3 separate regions of the Homo sapiens genome follow, and regions 1 and 3 are each linked to region 2. A link is a loop called in an ENCODE intact Hi-C map of the cell type or tissue named here. Cell type or tissue: gastrocnemius medialis. All regions are shown on one strand. Region 1 overlaps VAV3 (vav guanine nucleotide exchange factor 3). Region 2 has its middle 14 kb from the start of LINC02785. Region 3 overlaps VAV3-AS1 (VAV3 antisense RNA 1).

Region 1 (2,500 bases), 98 kb after region 2:
TGCCTCTGGCTTCTGTACTTATAGCAATAGCAGCGGATACTTACATGTGCAATAATATACTAAATAGCAACTAAAATGTTTTACACATATCAAGGCAGCATTATGGTTTCATGATCAGGGATCAGGCAGAAATGATTGAATCCCAGCTCTGGCACTTAACAACACTGACCCTGGGAAAGTTACTTTACTTATTGAATCTGTTTTCTCATCTGATAGGCAAGAAATTGTGGAATTTCTTTGCAGGATTATGGTGAGAATGAAAATATTTAAATGCCTGGTACATGGTGGGTACTTGGTAAGATTATTTCCTTCCTTCTCCCCACTGCCTCCCCAATCCTCATGTCTATGAGACAGGAAGAATAAGATCTTATCACTGCTCTACAGAGGAGGAAATGGATATGTGCCCTGGCTAAAGGGCTTTTCTCAAGGTCACACAGACAGGAAGTGGTGAAGACAGGACTTGAGTCCAACTGTCCTAATTCCAGATTCGGTGAAGTTTCCCGTTCCTGCTGCCAAATTCAGTGGATAGATGGCAAATTGCATGAGGAAATGACTGGAAAAGTGCTTTCAAAAAACAAGGCAGGCCCTAGAAATGTAAAATGAGATTGTATTATTTTGAACTGAAAGTTGTTCTATTTAAAATGAAACATCTAAAACAACGAAATTTCTGTTATTTTTTAGTCTGATTAGTTTGTGGATTATTTGCTTTTTGGTAATTTTATAGCCCCTCTACTTTCTGTTTGCTTCTGTTTTCATGGAAATTTGTGCAAGTGAAGCAATTATTTAAATCATCACATTGTCTGCTCAATGTTGGACTTTGTAGTAGATGCTGGGTATTCAAATGTGAATGAAACTCAATCCCTGACCCTGTGTTGCTTTTAGTCTATACAGTACGGGTTTTACTTCATATTTTCCCTTATAAAACAGTGGATGGGAAGGGAGCCGTTTGGGTTAGAGTGAATGGGCATGGCTAAAGTTTGGTAGGTGGGTAATGCTTTTCTGGATACATAGTTAATTTTGCTCATGTGTACATTATACCACTAATGTCACAAAATGGATTTATTTATGTGTGTGCATGGCTCAAGGTATTTCTCTCCTGTCTTTCTTTTTTTAGGTTGAATTTATGTGTGTATATATATATATATATAAAGTTTTGTTATAAGTTCGGGGCACATGTGCAGGTTTGTTACATAGGTAAACGTGTGTCATGGGGGTTTATTGTGCAGATTATTTCATCACCCAGGTATTAAGCCTAGTACCCATTAGTGATTTTTCTTGATCCTTTCCCTCTTCTCATCCTGCACTGTCTGATAGGCCCCAGTGTGTGTGGTTCCCCTCCGTGTGCCCATGTGATCTCATCATTTAGCCCTCACTTATAAGTGAGAACATGTGGCATTTGGTTTTCTGTTCCTGCGTTAGTTTGCTAAGGATAATGGCCTCCAGCGCTATCCATGTCTCTGCAAAAGACATGATCTCATTCTGCATAGTATTCCACAGTGTATATGTACCACATTTTCTGTATCCAGTCTATCACTGATGGACATTTAGGTTGATTCCATGCCTTTGCTATTGTGAATAGTGCTGTAGTGAACATATGTGTACGTGTGTCTTTATACTAGAACAGTTTATATTCCTTTGGGTGTATATCCTGCAATGGGATTGCTGGGTCAAATGGTATTTCTGTCTTTAGGTCTTTGAGGCATCACCACACTGTCTTCCACAAATGTTGAACTAATTTACACTCCCACCAACAGTGTATAAGTGTTTCTTTTTCTCCATAATCTTGTCAGCATGTTTTTTTTTTTGACTTTTTGATAATAGCCATTCTGACTGATATGAGATAGTATCTCATTATGGTTTTGATTTGCATTTCTCTGAAGATCAGTAATGTTGAGCTTTTTTTCATATGCTTGTTGACTGCATGTATGTCTTCTTTTGAGAATTGTCTACTCATGTTTTTTGCCCACTTTTTAATGGTGTTTGTGTTTTTCTTGTACATTTGTTTAAGTTCCTTATAGATGCTGGATATTAGGCCTTTGTCAGATGCATAGTTTGCAAAAATTTTCTTCCATTCTGTAGGTTGTCTCTTTACTCTGTTGAGAGTTTCTTTTGCTGTGCAGAAGCTCTTTAGTTAATTAGATCCCATTTGTCAATTTTTGCTTTTGTATTTCTCTCTATAGACATTTGTACAGGGCACAAAGGCATAGAGATAAATCATATGAAGTTCCCACTTTTAGGGGGCGAAGAGAAAATGGAGTTGATCTGGGAGTCAGGCTTTTGCAAGAATGCAGAAATAAAGTTATTGGATGTTATAAGACTGGTGCAAAAGTACATGCAGCTGGGTGAGAGAGATGAGACCAAGAAGAGGACAGAGACATGAATGGTTACTACAGAGGAAGAAGGTTTGAGAAATAAAACTGAGTAGAGAGAGAGTTATGTGAGATGAAGAATGTGCAAAGACATTGAGATCTCAGTGATGTCTCTAACAAAAATCTATTCT
Region 2 (2,500 bases):
AGTCTCAGACTTGAACCTCAAGCTCCCTCTTGCAGAGAGAGAGGCTGTGGTCTCTGTTCATTGCTGTGAAGCAGACATTTAAGAGCAGAGTACCACTAAGTTTTTCCTTTGTTCTACTACTGGCTTGTTTCAATTTAGCCAATCATGATTCACTATTTTTCTGGCTGTTGCCACTACTGAGTTTTCTGAATAAACACAGACAACCAAATTTTAACCACATTGATAAAATACTGCTTTTTTTTTTTTAATCTGTAGGCAAAGGGCCATGGCAGTAGTCAGAGGGTTTTACATGCAGATCATGTTTATCCTTTGATCATCTGTCATTTTGTTAGAAGAAAGCATATGCCATCCTTTGCTCTGTTTTTAAAATAGATTCGGAGGAAGTGAGGAATTAATCTTAACCTTAAACACATTGAGCCCAGTATTTCCTATCCAACTGTAGAATGCACTATCTAGTTTCCTACACCTCGCCCTTGCTAAGTTTAGGTTCTTCGGGCCAGCTGTTAAGAAGGAAAAGAAGGGGGAGGGGAGCAGTGCTTTAGATGGGCAAGGCATTTCACTGACCATTATCAATCCTGGCGTATTTCCTCACTCCTCCATCCCCCATTCCCCACAGTGACAGAACCAAGCGAGACCAGAGCCAGTGACCCTTGTGATTTTTCAGACATTTGTTCCCAAAAGGGATTGGCATGAATCTCTTTCTCACTGTGTTCCACTTTGGCATTATGTGCTGTGCTATGAACACTGAAAATTAGCCCATCAACAGTGCATATCTTGACCATCTCAGTACTCTCTAGAAAAGCAAAGTCTCACCTTACTTTTTAAGTGTTGTTGCCACGAAAGGAAGCTGGGTATCATCCACTCACCTCCTCCCCACAGCAGGTAGAGCAGCAGGATGCAGGAGCAGCAGCATTTGGAGAATTTGTCTTTTAAGATTCTTCTTCATTAGATTAACACTACTCACATGACTGATTTGCAGACAATCCAGTCAACATTCTTCAACTTTTAAGGACAATTAAACATTAGCTATTGTAGATGGTGGACACTTAGAGGCTATGTGTCTTCGTCTTGACACGCTCAGTGCTGAACACCCTGACCTGGCTCATGAGGACGGTTCAATAAATGCTTCTTGAATTGAACTTGTGTTAGTATCTAAGTCCCCCTTCCCAGTGCATTTCAGTGGAGGGGTTGCTCTTGCCCTGTTTTTTTTCACCCTCTTCAGCCTGCTGCCTACTCATTTCCTATGCCTATTGCCTGGACACCGCCCTTCCTCTGCCAGAGCAGGCTTCTGCTTTCCACATAAGTACAGACAGAATCAGAGCACACTTGGCAATATCTGCATGCTGCTGGGTCCCACGACACAGAGACATGGTGAAGCCTAGTGACAATGAAATGAACAGTGTAAAGGAAGACTAACTAGGGAAAACATGTATCCAATGAAATCAACATTTACATTTTCCCTTTTTAATAAAAATTTTAAAACAAAAGGTAGGAGAGATTAATACAATGAACACTCATGTACCCATCATCCAGCTTCAACAACCATCAACATTTTTGCTAATTTGTTTTATTTATGAACTCTTCCAATTCTGTGTGTGTGTGTGAGAGAGAGAGAAACCAGTGAGACTTTGCCTTTACAGTGTCCTATATATTCCCCTATATTTAAGCAAAAATAAAATTTCATAAGGAAAAACGTTATTGTTGAGTCTTTTGTTGTGATGCCCTATTTTTAGGTCCTGGGACTACAGGTTCCAGAATGTTTCAATTAAATGCTAGTAATGCTGAAAACAGCCTTTTCCAAGGCCTCCTGTCCCCTGCATCAGTGGAGTTCAGCCACTTCCTTCTGTTTGATAGAATTCTTAGACGTGTCCCTGGTGGCTGCTGGTGGAACTCCTGCTGCTTTGTTGGTCTGCCTGCTGCTGGCACCCACACGCTGCAAGTACAAGCTTCCTTTGGTCATTTGAGACTATTGGAGCTCAAATTTTTCTTAATTGCTGTATTTTCAATGAATGTCCTTTTGTCGCAGTGCAATGACCCATTTTTTTTCAACCACAGAGCTGATGGAGCTGGGCTGCCAAGTCACATCGGGGAATGACTCAGAGAAGGGAGTAGTGGGCAGCAGCCCGCACACACTATAACTTGGGCAGTGCTCATTTTTATGGAGCACTTTCATTTGATTTTGTTCTGTTACTGATGCCATTGAGAAAGATGAGGTGATATCATCTGTTTTGATTTACATGCTCATAAAATAATGAAAAATAAAATGAAGTCCAGAAAATTACCAAACCATCTCATGAAAATTACTCCTTGACCAAATGCCATTCCATGATTCCCATGATTAAGCAACGGAATTTGAATGAATCAGAAGAGAATAAGCCTTGTTTTCATTATATACATGGGGGCATGTTTGCCCCCAGGTCCTTCCCTTGTCCTTCTTTGCAGGCTGTATTTCCCTCACTTCTCTGCCACTTAGCTTCCTGTTGGGTTCAGCTAGTGGCAA
Region 3 (2,500 bases), 58 kb after region 2:
CAGGAGATCGAGACCATCCCGGCTAAAACGGTGAAACCCCGTCTCTACTAAAAATACAAAAAATTAGCCGGGCGTAGTGGCGGGCGCCTGTAGTCCCAGCTACTTGGGAGGCTGAGGCAGGAGAATGGCGTGAACCCGGGAGGCGGAGCTTGCAGTGAGCCGAGATCCCGCCACTGCACTCCAGCCTGGGTGACAGAGCGAGACTCCGTCTCAAAAAAAAAAAAAAAAAAAAAAAAAAAAAAAAAAAAAAGTGTTCATTTTGTTTTTGTAGAACTCCTATTTTAGATTTCAACCTTACTCCCAGAATTCTAGAGAGAGAGCTACAGATGTGGAGTGCTTTACTTTGGTTATGGAGTTGGAATACGGTAGGAGGAGGTAAATGCAGGTGTGTCCCACTTAAAGAAGTAAAACCAATGACTAAGAATAAACTTTTGGGGGGGGCTTCTAATAATATATGCCAGACACTGTGGACATAGAGACAGTTATAAAAACTGGAGTCTTCATGATGAGGAAACATGCCCGTCTAACTCTATCAAGGTCACCTAAGATTTGCAAAGAAGTGGGTCAGGTTTGAATCCCAGCTTCCCTACTTACCAGCTCTCTGATGTGAACTTCTCCCATGTTTGTTACCTGCAAAATTAGACGACACCTGTAGAGTGCTTAGCACAAGGTCTGGGACTCGAGGTAAACAATATTTTCTTATCCACATACCAAATATAAATATTGTTATTAGATTCATATATGAAGCCACTGGAAATGAGTGCTAGAGTTCCTCCAGGGAACTTTTAAGAGTGAGCTGAGAATTCAGCACCACTAACCTGTGGACCATTTCTGAAGGGGCAGTGTGACAGCAGAACAATTTCCAAGTGGAATTTTGTTGATGTTGAAAAAGCAATTGGACGTGAACATAGAAAAAAATATTTGGAAATTTCTATATTTTAAAAATGTAGTGCAAATACCCAAAGGAAGTTTAATTTTTTTGCTGAAGTTATATTCTGACTTTAAATGAAATGAGTTAATTTTCATTGTGTCCATCATTGTACCCCTGATGCTGGAGCCAACAATGCCATGACTCGCTGGAAGCAGCTGTACAAGTGGAGGGATTGAGCCTTGTGTTGCTAACTGTTGCAACTTGTGATTTTTTTCTCTGTGAACATGGATCTCCTCTAAACATGAGTATTTTATTTTGCCATAATACTATATCTACCTAAATGTCGAATGTATTTTTTTCTCCAGCTGCATCAAAAACAATTTTCAATCTCCCCATACCCCTTTTCTTCTGGTGCTGTTCTCTGCCACTTACGCAAGGGACCAGAGCACAGATCCTAAGAGTGCCAGGAACAGGCAACAAAGTCTCAACATGTTCCTGGTGTGGGAGGAGATTCTATGGGTGAGTTGTCTGCCACATCTGGGGGAGGCCTGGATGATGAAAGATGGCAGCTGTAATGATGAGAGAGGAGCCAGCTTCTGGGAGGCAGGGGCAGGCTTCTCTCTTACTCCTTCCACCTCTATCCAAATACCATTTGTGTGAATCAGCTGCCACTTGGCTTTAAGGGACGTCACTGCCAGATGCTCCCGTTCCCCCTTCTTGAAGCAACAGCCACCGCCCTTCTGACCCCTCCACATGCAGTAGAAGTCTTCTAGGGCCACTTAATGGTCATGGGGTGCAAGCATAGCAGCAGGCTTTTTTCTTCCACAGAATGTGTACAGGAGTTTCATAGTGACAATGAAGGAATTGGAGCAGTCCCTGGTTGCGTCAGTGAGCATCTTTGCTGGCACTCTCTCTAACTTTGTTGAGCACTTCATGTGCGTGGGACTCTGTGCTAAATGCGTTATGTGCAACATCTCATTTATCCTCACAGCAACCCTGTGAAATGGCTACTGGGCATCTCTGGGCTTCGCAGCTGTGGCAAAGGGGAAAGGAATTCAAACTCCAGGTCCACTGTGCTGTATGACTTTCCCTTTATAAACAATTACTCCAGAATGGGAGGTCCTGGAAGATCCTGCTGTTTGTAGGTCTGAATATGGAGGTTGTAGAAGACCCTGAAGAGTCCTGAGATTAGGGTCTCTTCCCAGCTATTGGAAGTGTGAAAGTTGTCAAAGTAATCATCTTCATTTTTCTTTAAGTACCTCTTATCTCCCTGAATACACACATTGTTTACTGTGGCTCCCATACTGCAATGCCCTTTTCCTGAATAAGCACCACTTTCTTTTAGAGAGGCTTTCTCTGTTGGTTATTTAGGTTGACAGAGGGCAACAGCAGTGATACAGAGGAGCCTCTGAGACACCCGGATTTCCCTTAGAACTCTCCCATTCTCTCTGGGGAAACAGCCAGTGAGGACACCAGGTCAGAAATGACAGCCTCCTGCAATGGCTGAGCAAGTAGCCTTCAATTCTGGCACTTGCTGCGGCCAATACTTCCATGTCTTTCCTTGTGGCTGCGGCCGGTTGCTCCAGGGTGCTCTGCCTCATCCATCTGATATTGCCCTAAATATTTCTT

Evidence for each region. Peaks named below come from ENCODE experiments on the same cell type or tissue, not always from the same donor. Only the 100,000 strongest peaks of a DNase experiment are listed, where the experiment ranks them.
Region 1: it touches region 2 in a loop (5-fold over the local background); 10 of 110 quality-filtered maps call a loop at or near these places.
Region 3: it touches region 2 in a loop (2.7-fold over the local background); 4 of 110 quality-filtered maps call a loop at or near these places.

Annotation. Positions count from the first base shown.
Region 1 is chr1:107,951,117-107,953,616 of GRCh38, reverse strand. The region is part of intron 1 of VAV3 (vav guanine nucleotide exchange factor 3); the gene reads left to right. Among named protein-coding and RNA genes, the nearest start is that of VAV3-AS1, 12 kb to the left of the region's middle. In gastrocnemius medialis, no CTCF peak of the experiment used is centred here; no DNase peak of the experiment used is centred here; H3K27ac peaks cover 474 bases.
Region 2 is chr1:108,049,102-108,051,601 of GRCh38, reverse strand. No RefSeq gene overlaps it. Among named protein-coding and RNA genes, the nearest start is that of LINC02785, 14 kb to the left of the region's middle. In gastrocnemius medialis, no CTCF peak of the experiment used is centred here; DNase peaks (open chromatin) are centred at 1,271 and 1,981; H3K27me3 peaks cover 273 bases.
Region 3 is chr1:107,990,857-107,993,356 of GRCh38, reverse strand. All of the region lies in intron 1 of VAV3-AS1 (VAV3 antisense RNA 1), which reads right to left. Among named protein-coding and RNA genes, the nearest start is that of VAV3, 27 kb to the right of the region's middle. In gastrocnemius medialis, no CTCF peak of the experiment used is centred here; a DNase peak (open chromatin) is centred at 1,456.